2 separate regions of the Homo sapiens genome follow, and region 1 is linked to region 2. Evidence: chromatin contacts called from ENCODE Hi-C or POLR2A ChIA-PET data. All regions are on one chromosome and are shown on one strand. The core of a region is the stretch at or near the end of the contact, and the rest is flanking DNA. Distances in the headings are between cores, read along the strand shown.

What was found. Hi-C counts contacts between places; a loop is a spot of excess contacts on that map. ChIA-PET counts read pairs that join two places held with the same protein, here RNA polymerase II (POLR2A). Pooled maps may share reads with other maps.
Region 1: a map of heart right ventricle shows a loop between it and region 2 (10-fold over the local background). The contact joins the enhancer-like site here to the promoter of TIMP3 in region 2. A Hi-C loop is called at or near these places in 29 of 168 maps with a recorded cell type or tissue (GM12878, Right ventricle myocardium inferior, Right ventricle myocardium superior and 13 more) and 20 of 50 pooled maps. POLR2A ChIA-PET finds 5 or more read pairs at or near these places in 4 of 52 experiments (AG04449, AG04450, MCF 10A and 1 more).

Annotation. Positions count from the first base shown.
Region 1 is chr22:32,849,085-32,854,052 of GRCh38, forward strand. All of the region lies in intron 6 of SYN3 (synapsin III), which reads right to left. It overlaps TIMP3 (TIMP metallopeptidase inhibitor 3), which reads left to right. Exons shown (of 5, transcript NM_000362.5): 2 at 368-450. Among named protein-coding and RNA genes, the nearest start is that of TIMP3, 50 kb to the left of the region's middle. Within about 2 kb of position 1,932, at least 19 of the 41 ENCODE cell types and tissues checked have a DNase peak (open chromatin) inside an H3K27ac peak, as active enhancers do; they include ascending aorta, gastrocnemius medialis, heart left ventricle and 4 more, where a contact is called at or near this core.
Region 2 is chr22:32,799,462-32,804,533 of GRCh38, forward strand. TIMP3 (TIMP metallopeptidase inhibitor 3) reads left to right here and starts at 2,244. Exons shown (of 5, transcript NM_000362.5): 1 at 2,244-2,661. The coding sequence starts at 2,541. All of the region lies in intron 6 of SYN3 (synapsin III), which reads right to left.

The DNA of each region.
Region 1 (4,968 bases), core at 682-3,181, 49 kb after region 2:
TCAGATGGACAAGGGAGGGGGGACAATGGCTCTAACAGGAGAAGTAGGTTTTGGATTATGGTAAAGTCACAAAGTCAAGAAAATCCTCAGGGTCGGCGGGGGTTGACTATAGCCTTGGAAGTTCTGGAGCTGGCAATTGTGAATATTTGGGGTAATTAACTTGAATGGTGGCTGTTTCTTTTTCCTCCAACCTCCCTCTCACCCCAGGGAATTCCCACTCTTGTAAACACAATCATCTATTCCAGTTGGCTCCAAGGTAAGAGTGCAATTCCAGGCTCCACAGAGGCTAGCGTGCCCGCCCTGAGATGCTGTTCCTGATGTGGTTCAGGCCTTCCTAACCTCTTATTGTCTCCTTCTGTCTCTGCAGTGATCCGGGCCAAGGTGGTGGGGAAGAAGCTGGTAAAGGAGGGGCCCTTCGGCACGCTGGTCTACACCATCAAGCAGATGAAGGTAGGTAATGTCATCACCCTGGCTCCGGGAAGGTTTTTGGGTTTTTGCCAGAAGAGTCCTGGCTAAGGGAGGCAAAGTGGGTTGGAACTGGGGTGTGTGTCTAAGCACCAGCCAGACCCAGCCCTTCTGCCTGCTGGAGAGGGAGCTGCTAAGGCTGCATAAAGGGATGGGTAGGGAGGGGGCATGGGGCTGCCTTGTCCAAGAGCCCATGCAGGTGGAGTCACTCCAAGGCACTTGTTAGGAAGCTGAGCTCTGGAGCCAGATGGCAGATAGCCTTGTTAGCTCGTAACCATGAGACCTTGGTCAAGTCACTGCCCCTCTCTGGGCTTTAATCTTCCCAATTGTGAAATGAGGGGGTTGGACTAGATCATCTCTATGAACTCTTCTGAGCTCTGACTATCTGGGACTCAACAGTGCTTACAGGTTTCATGCAGCCACTGAGGTTACAGCTTAGGTTTACAGCCCTCAAATCTTTACATGGAAACTGTGCTGATCACAGGAACCTCATCCCAAGGCAGGAACTTCACCTTCTTTCCCTATTTTCCCAGCTGATTGTCTTCTTGCATCCTAGATAGTTAGCAATGTTTGCTAAGCATATTCTTATCATTAAACATATTACTGAGGATATGAACATCATGAAGTACAGGAAGGAGGTATGCCCTTAAGAAAAAGAACACCAGATTTGAAATCTAGAGAACCTGCCTCCTAGTCTCACCTCTACTCCTAAATAGCCTGCTTACCTTGGGCTTGTCCCTTTTCCTGGGCCGCAGTTTTGCCACCTGTTAACAGTGTGGGGTTGGGCTTGGTGCTCCTAACATCCTCTCTAGCTCAGGCATTCTAAGCACCCTGGGATGCGGGCCATGTTACTTGTAAGGAGGAGCGGGTGGTATACAATGGAAGGGTGTACTGGTGATTGCCTTAGCACAGAAGACTGGGGCTTCACCTTGAATAACTCAGCAACTGGTTCATCACCCCATCTTTGTAAGCACCTCTCTACATGCAGAGCTCCCAGCTAGGAGCCAGGGAGGCCGTGAGGGAGATACAGTTTCCATCTTTAGGAACTAGAGTCAGGTTGGGAGAGAAGAGGCAGGTATGTGTGTGACTCATCAGAAGTTCAATGTGGGGTGTGCTGAGGTCCACAGGAACTGTCCAGCCCTTTAACTTATTGCTCATATTTGCATCCCTAGCAATTAGGGTAGGACCTGGCATGCAAAAGTGACTTGGTGAATGCTTATCTGTCTAATACGGGCATGAGGGTGAGACCCCACAGGCCTGGAAACTCCCCAGAGGAGACAAGCCGCAATGTCCAGGTAGAAGGGAGTGGAGGAGTGACGCAGCCCACGGTGGTACCCAACCATCCCCAAGGCCAACCTCCAGGCTTTCTTATTCCTGTGTCCTGAGGCTGGATGTACTAATTTTGTGGAACCTGTTGCTTTGGATTCAATTTTGCAAACATCCACAGCCTTCTGGTTATGTAATGTCCAGAGTCAGCCCTGGCCAGTTGCCCTTGGCTGCCTAAGCTTGGTCATGAGACCAGCTTATGTCTTCAGACAGCCCTGGGGAGAGAAAAATGGGCAGGGGTGGGGAACCAGCAAGAGCAACAACAACGCAAAAAGCCCACTTTGCAACCTCTGGCAGACAGCGCGGGAATGCCAAAGCATATTAGACCAAAGCAGAGGTTCAGAAAACACACGAACCTGCCTGGTCTGGAACAATCCTCATTACGAGACACTCGGTGGTCAGCAGAGAGCTGAGAGGGAAATAGCTGGGAGGCAGCAGTTCCTAAGCCTGCCTGGTTTCCTTCCTACCATCAGGGCCTGGAGACCAGGGTGACCAGAGGCCCTTCCTGTGGACATAATGTCCCATTCCCCCTTGCTGGTGTCAGACCAGCCACGGGTGGTTGTTTAGAGACCAAACAACACTTGCTAGCCTATCAGCATCAGACACTCCCACTCCCAGGCTGGTGGGCTTAGAAGACACACTCCCACTCCCAGACTGGTGGGCTTAGGCTTTCGGTTCACCATCCTTCGCCTGAGCTCATGAATCATGGTGCTGGGAATTAGATGTAGGATCCCTCGTCTTACTTCTGACAGAGGCGCAAAGGGGAAATGACTTACTCAGAGTCAAGCATTTAACTAAGGGCAGATCTGATCCCCAAGCTGAGGCATCGGAATTTCTTCCCAATCCTGTGTTCTTTATATGACTCCCAAATCTCCCTGCCATCTTAATCATCAGTCACCATCTCATGCCTTTCATTCACTCTGACCCTCCATAGAGGGTATCATGATCCATAGAACTGGTCAGTGCCCTTCTATCCAGAGACACCACTGGAATCTGCTTGTCTCTAGGTACCAGCCTGCAAGTCAGACAAGATACAGGCTAGAAGTAATAGTCCGTCCATCCATCCTCTCGTGCTTCCTTCCCACCCTCTCTCTGTGCTTAGTACTGTACTATGAACTGGGGATACAAAGATAACACTGCTTATAATTATGATAAGACTTGGCATCAGTTAACATTTACTGAGCAATTGCTTAGTGCCAGGCATTCTGCTAGGTCTTTGCATAGATCAGTACTTATACTAACACTGTAAAATAGATAACACCTTGTCCTCTGTTTGACAGGTGAGGCAACTGAGACCTGGGAGGTCATATAACTGTTAAGATTATATGGCCACAAAGTGGCAAACCTGAGCAAAACTACAGGGTCTTTGCCTATAAGGAGATAATACAGTATGGAGCAGCAGGCTGATTCATCATTCCTACCCACTTTGGGGTATATAAATGCCCACTCCATATGTTTTTAGTTCCCAGGGAACAAAAAGAGGTCAGTTTGGGTTTGTTGGTTTATCATCCAGCAGTGTAGGGCTGGACTTGTAATATCCTGCAAAGGGTGTATCAGAAAAATCTTTGTAGGAGGGAAGAGAGAGAGGCCAGAGAGGCAAGCCTGCATGAGTTTTGGCACTGGTCCCTGGGAGACTTTGTTCTAGCAGATTAGACAGTCTACCCTAGAGAGTCAGAAGGGGTGAGCAAGGGCTTCCTTAGAGCAGGACTAAAGGAACTTGGAGAACCTGAGACTCCGAGCCGCCCTGTCTGACCTCTCTCTTCTCTCACTGATGGAAGGCAGGCAGACCTTCTCCCGTCTGCTAACTCTGGAGCCTCTGACCCATCTCTCAGGAACACTTCAGTACACAGAGACCTGCGATATGTGTGTGTGTGTGAGGGAGCAGGGTGTTAGAATGTTGAGAGAGCTTATTGCAATCCCAAACTTGGAAATTAGCTGGGCTGTGGGGTGAAGGTGAAAGTTTCCAGAACTGGCTGCTCTAAGCTGTGGGGACCTTATCTCCCATCAGGACCATGAGAAACCGATCCACTGTGCCAGGAGTTATTGTTTATGTAGCGGAGACATGCTCTCCAGCTGGCTGCAGGGGACAGAACGTGGGGGACATTATGTCCCAGCTGGTCCTGGGAGGGTCCCATGGGGAGACCCGCTGGTCATGTGCTTTGCATGTCCTGACTGTAGGCAGAGCAGACCTCCAGGGACTTCCTTCCTTTAGTGGTTTGTCTAACCAAATGAGCAATAGCAGGGTCTCGCCTTTGAAGCTCTAGCTGGAAGCATCTTTGACCCCCAGCCCACAGGGAACCATTCTTCTTGCAATGCCCGTGGTTCTTCCTGCCTTAGGACTCTCATCCAGCCCTCTGCAGAGACTGGCTCCATTTCTACATTCTCTGCCTGTCCTGCTAGACAAATTGCTGTATAGAGAAAGATCATGGCCGTGATAGCTCGGTCGGTCTGTAAATAAGAATTTGTGGGTTTAAATGAGTCCGTGATGTACACCAGCATCCAGAACAGTGTTGATCTTTGGTAGGCATGCAAGACATAGTTGGAATCATTGAGGCAACTCATGCTGTCAATGTAGAGTGAAGGCCAGACATTTCATAAGAAATATGCAAATGTCCCCAGACTCAGAAACTTCTTTTTTACTTTATTTGTCCCTTCACTCCAAGGGAAGCTAACATCTTGGAACTTTGTGTAGATGCTACCAAGAAGAAGAAGAGGGGCCCAGAGGCATGCAGAACCCAGCTGAAAAAGAACAACCCACTTATGTCTGAAGTTCTAAACCAGCTTTAACTACTCTTGTTAAGAGCTGAGGAAGGGACTTAGGAGAAAGGGGACCAAACTCATTCCTCCTCTCCTTACGAATTTCAGTATAACTTGTTCTAAGCTAACTTTTATTGAATGTTGTGGGCTGACTGCTATTCTAAGTCATTTGCTTCTCTCAAACACCCTAAGAAGTGCTTTGACCCATTTTACAGATGAAGAAACTGAGACCCAAAGAGGTTAAGTAACTTTCCAAGTGGCGAACACAGGTGGCAGAGAAGATTGAAGATTCAAACTCTGGCTGTCAGCCTCCAAAACCTGAATTTACCACTGATCTCCATGGCATTGGTTTGGATTAGATTACCTTTAACATCTTTTCCAACTCTGAGATTCTAGGATTCTCTGATGTCAGGACATTAT
Region 2 (5,072 bases), core at 994-3,493:
TTGAAGTTCAGCAGAAGTTATCTACTTGATACTTATATTCCAGGCAAGGCCTTCCGTTGGAGAAAATATCGGCACTTTGGACAAAACTGAAATGTGAAAAGAAAGGGAAGAGAGGGCCTCTATCATGTAAGATGCTTATCCAAAGTGGATTTGGTCTGGAAAGTCTTCTAAAACCTTCCACATGACTGTGGAATAAGTCATGTGGGGCGCGGGGATAAGCGAATCTCTCAAATTCCACCACGTATGCCCTCATTCAACCTGGATCCTTAGAGTGGCCTCCAGGGCACTCTGCTCAGGACTCAGTCAGCTGTTGGCCACACCCATGCTCTCCAGTCTCCTGAGACCCTATTTGGTTCTGAGAGGGCTAAAAAGCAGTGTGGCTAAATATCCCAGGCCTCAAAGTATTCCTACTGTGGTTGGGGAAGCAATAGAATCATACCCCATAAAACAATGAAAACAGTGCTAGAAAAACATCGAGAGACAGAAACATCTCTACGAGTTAGGCCACAGTTAGAGTGAAGGCAGGGAAGGTTTTTAAAGCTGGGTGGAGGGGACAAGTCAAAAAGATGTGGAAACTGGTTTCCCTTTCCTATGGCTAAAGTGCTCAAAGGGGAAAAAGGAGTTTCAAAAATGTTCTTGGAAATACCATCTCTCACGAATTCTTCGGCCTCTGCTGTCCCAATGTCACTTGTCTGAGATGTAAACAGAGGAGTTCTGAGAAAGAAGCTGAACTTGCATTTCTCCCTGTTTCTATTTGTTCCAAACTTGTGGCATTTCTAACAGGATGAAGCGGAAGAGAAAGGGAAAGAGACAAAAGTGTAGAAAGATGGAAGATCCCAGCTGCAAATGGCCATTTGCAGTTAGATGGAACAGCTGCTGACGTTCAGGGAAATGCATGTCTCTCTTCAGATGGGAAGGAGCAGTGGAAAGGGGTGACGAGTTCCTGGCTGGCCACCAATCATCCCATCTTTCTGTGCCGGTTCCTCATCTGGAAAGTGGGAGTGATACTTGTGCTTGCTTTTCCTACCCACAAAGATTATTGTGAGAGCTATAATACGGTGAGATACAGAATCCTGCTTTTAAAAATACAAAGCAGAATCAAGATGTCAATAATAAGGATAGTAATTGTGTTAGTTATCTGCAATCATCTATTATAGCTAGTCGTCTAGGATCCTGGATCGTTCTCCTGGTTTTACTACAGTTTTGGATCAGCTCACCCCCAAATCCCTTGCTGAAGGGTGGAGCTCTGTCAGCCATGGGCAGGGAACCACTTCCTCTTGCCTTTCTACTTTCTGTCTTTCAAACATGCCCAGGGTCTTTGCACTTGCTGTTCCCCCTGCCTGGTACCTCTCTCCTGTGGCTTGCCCCAGAGCTGATCCTTGTCTTTGTCCACTTCTCAGCGAGGATGGCACTTCAGGGAGCCCTTCCCTTACTATCGCAGAGAGAGCAGGCCCTCCCCAGTCATGTCCAACCCAGAACTCTGTTTTGTTTTCTTCATAGCCCTAGCATCACAGAAAATCACCCTGTGCATTCATGGATGTCCACGGGGGCAAGGGCTTTGTGTTGCTTAACCCAGCATCCTGAACCGTGTTTGTTGAATGAATACAGAACCCCGTTTGCTCTGGGAGAGCACAGAAAACAGTCTTCTATCATATATCATAGCCAGCTGCAAACAGCAGATGGCTTCCCATATCCCAGAGAGTAAGAACCAGAGAGAGAGAGAAAGAGAGAGAGTTTGGGTCTTTCTCCTCTGTGCCTGCTCTCTCCAGAGAAACTGGAGGGGTAGCAGTTAGCATTCCCCCGCTGGTTCCACCAAGCACAGTCAAGGTCTCTAGGACATGGCCACCCCTCACCTGTGGAAGCGGTCCTGCTGGGGTGGGTGGGTGTTAGTTGGTTCTGGTTTGGGTCAGAGACACCCAGTGGCCCAGGTGGGCGTGGGGCCAGGGCGCAGACGAGAAGGGGCACGAGGGCTCCGCTCCGAGGACCCAGCGGCAAGCACCGGTCCCGGGCGCGCCCCAGCCCACCCACTCGCGTGCCCACGGCGGCATTATTCCCTATAAGGATCTGAACGATCCGGGGGCGGCCCCGCCCCGTTACCCCTTGCCCCCGGCCCCGCCCCCTTTTTGGAGGGCCGATGAGGTAATGCGGCTCTGCCATTGGTCTGAGGGGGCGGGCCCCAACAGCCCGAGGCGGGGTCCCCGGGGGCCCAGCGCTATATCACTCGGCCGCCCAGGCAGCGGCGCAGAGCGGGCAGCAGGCAGGCGGCGGGCGCTCAGACGGCTTCTCCTCCTCCTCTTGCTCCTCCAGCTCCTGCTCCTTCGCCGGGAGGCCGCCCGCCGAGTCCTGCGCCAGCGCCGAGGCAGCCTCGCTGCGCCCCATCCCGTCCCGCCGGGCACTCGGAGGGCAGCGCGCCGGAGGCCAAGGTTGCCCCGCACGGCCCGGCGGGCGAGCGAGCTCGGGCTGCAGCAGCCCCGCCGGCGGCGCGCACGGCAACTTTGGAGAGGCGAGCAGCAGCCCCGGCAGCGGCGGCAGCAGCGGCAATGACCCCTTGGCTCGGGCTCATCGTGCTCCTGGGCAGCTGGAGCCTGGGGGACTGGGGCGCCGAGGCGTGCACATGCTCGCCCAGCCACCCCCAGGACGCCTTCTGCAACTCCGACATCGGTAAGCGCTCCTGGTGCCCCGCCCGAGCCCCACGCTGCAGCCAGGACTGCAGCGCTGCTTAGGGAGGCAGGGCGAGCCCCACTCCTTTCCTCTGCCCCAGGAGAGGGGCAGACGGGGTTGGGGCGGAGTGGAGAAACTCGATGTCCTTGGGCGGGGGCGCTGGCATAGCTGAGAGGGGAAGATGCCCTGCAGAGGAAACTCACAGTGGCTGAGGGAGCCCCTGGCCGCCTTTGCTTTCCTAACTTAGGTCGTGAGGTTCCTACCGGTCCTTTTGACATCTGGAAAATGTCCCCATTCACTACTAACGGAGGAAGGGCTAGAAGAGAAGGGTGGGGAAAGGGTTCCCAAAACTTGGAATGCTAACTAAAGTGCTGGGAAATTGAATAGTTAAAAAAAAAAAAAAAAGTTGCCCGCCATGTGCACGGAAAGTTGCAGGAGAAACTTGGAGTACTCCGAGTCTGCATCATCTCCTGCGCCTATGAAATTCATTCTTTTCACTGAGACCCAACCCAGCTGCAGGCTTCCCAGGCAAGCGCTAACCGAGCTTCTGGGACTGCCAAGTTTGGGTGGATTTAAGGGGGAAAATGAGGAGAAAGCTGTGGCATTGACCCACGCCCTGGAGGCACTGTGTTTGAGAGTGTTGATAGCCAGCAGAAGGTGCGAGGGGTCACTCACCACATAGCTGTGAAAATTCACAGGAAGGCTATTTTTTTCCCCCTTGAATGTGTGTGGGGAGGGGGAGAATGGGTAGTGGAAAACAGATTTGTCACCAAAAGAACAAACCTGCCAAGGGTCACATCACGGTGACAGTTCCAGACTGGACTTAGTGTCTTGAGTAGAGAGACCCTGTAAAGAGACCTCCTACTCCTTAGTGTGTATGGAGGGCCCCGAGAGCATCCTGGGAGGCTTGTCTGGGAGTGTTTGGGACACTTGTGTTTGGATGGCTAAAGGTGGAGTGGCATCTGGGAAACATCTCTCTCCTCCTTTCCAGCCCATAAAGCGTGCAAGTCCAGTGGCTCTGCTGGGAGAGTGTGTGTGTGTGCACTGGGCTGGGCTGGGCGGTGGGGTGGGACAGCCTTGCCGCCCTCTGCCTGTGTCGATTCAGAGGTGAAGAATGGAGCGTGTGTGTTTTAAGTACAGTCATAAAGGAGAAGGAAATTTTCCACTGAGTCTTGGGTGAGGGACTCTACCAGCGTGTTGTGGTGAGGAGGGGGAGGAGGTAGGAGCTTGGCAGGGGAGGCAGTGAGGGCCGGGAGGGGCACTGCTGGTGGGCTGGGCTGAGCCTAGAGGTCAGAGTGGGGGTGTGGTGACCAGAATGTCAGTGCAGTTGGCAGCTGAGGGTGTTTGTGTGACCTGAGGTCACCCTTGTAAGAGGCTCCCTGGGGCCTGCATGGTACATCCTCCCCTCTCCTGGGGGAACCCAGCTGGCCCAGGATTTGTGGATTGCTTAGAAAGATCCTTTTGGGCAGCCTGAAGACTGGGGAGGGTTTTCCTCCCTCCTCCACCTCCACCCACATTCCACTTACCCTTTCCCTCCTCATCCCAGTTGGTAACATTCCCACCTGATTAGTGTGGGGAGTTGCTGCTGCAGCTGAGTTCTGGTTTTGCCCAGCAGGATCACACACGTGCGGCCAGGAGGCTGGCAGGTGGAATCAGGGTGTGCAGGGGTGCAGCCCAAGTCCTTTTCTGCTGGAAAATGGGCTGGGTGACTTCACTTGCGTTTTTTTGGTATGTAGTGGGAGTAGGTCCCCATTCTTCCCCCTTGCCCTTTGCTTTGGGGTTTCTACCCTAAAAATTGACCACGGAAAAGTGAAAACAAGCATGAGTAGATCCTGCTTCCAATGGGGGCCTTCCCGTCTGCTTACTGCTTAGGTTTCCTGCGGTGGGTCTGAGCAATGCAGAAAGTTTCTTACAATTTCTCTGGATTGAAACAAGAAATAGCTCCCTCGCTCCTCTTCATAAATTTCTCAGAGAAAATCTAAGTTACCAGGAAGTAGCCAAAGACCAGGAGATTGTGGAATCAAAAAGAAAAAAAGAAACAAAAAATCTTCGATGCTCTGGCACGGATCCCAAATTGTTCTGCCTGGGTTTGGTGAGCTGCACTAGTGGCAGGGATGAGCTAATGCTTTTAAAATGGGAGGTGTGGGTGTGAGCTGCTTGCCTGCCGACCTCCCTCGCCTTGCACAGCACCCTGCTGGCGTCCAGTACTTGGCTCCCAAGTTTCATTGCTCAGAGCCTTTCTGGTTTCCAGTCTGGGTTGAAACTGTCTATTCTCGCCCTCAAACAAATATGAAGGAGCTCCCCATTCCTTGGGACCCACACAACCCCACCAGTCAACTTTGTAGCCCCCTAAAGGTGTTCACATCAGCCCATCAACTTCCTGTTTTAAAACCATCATGGTGGTTTTCTCT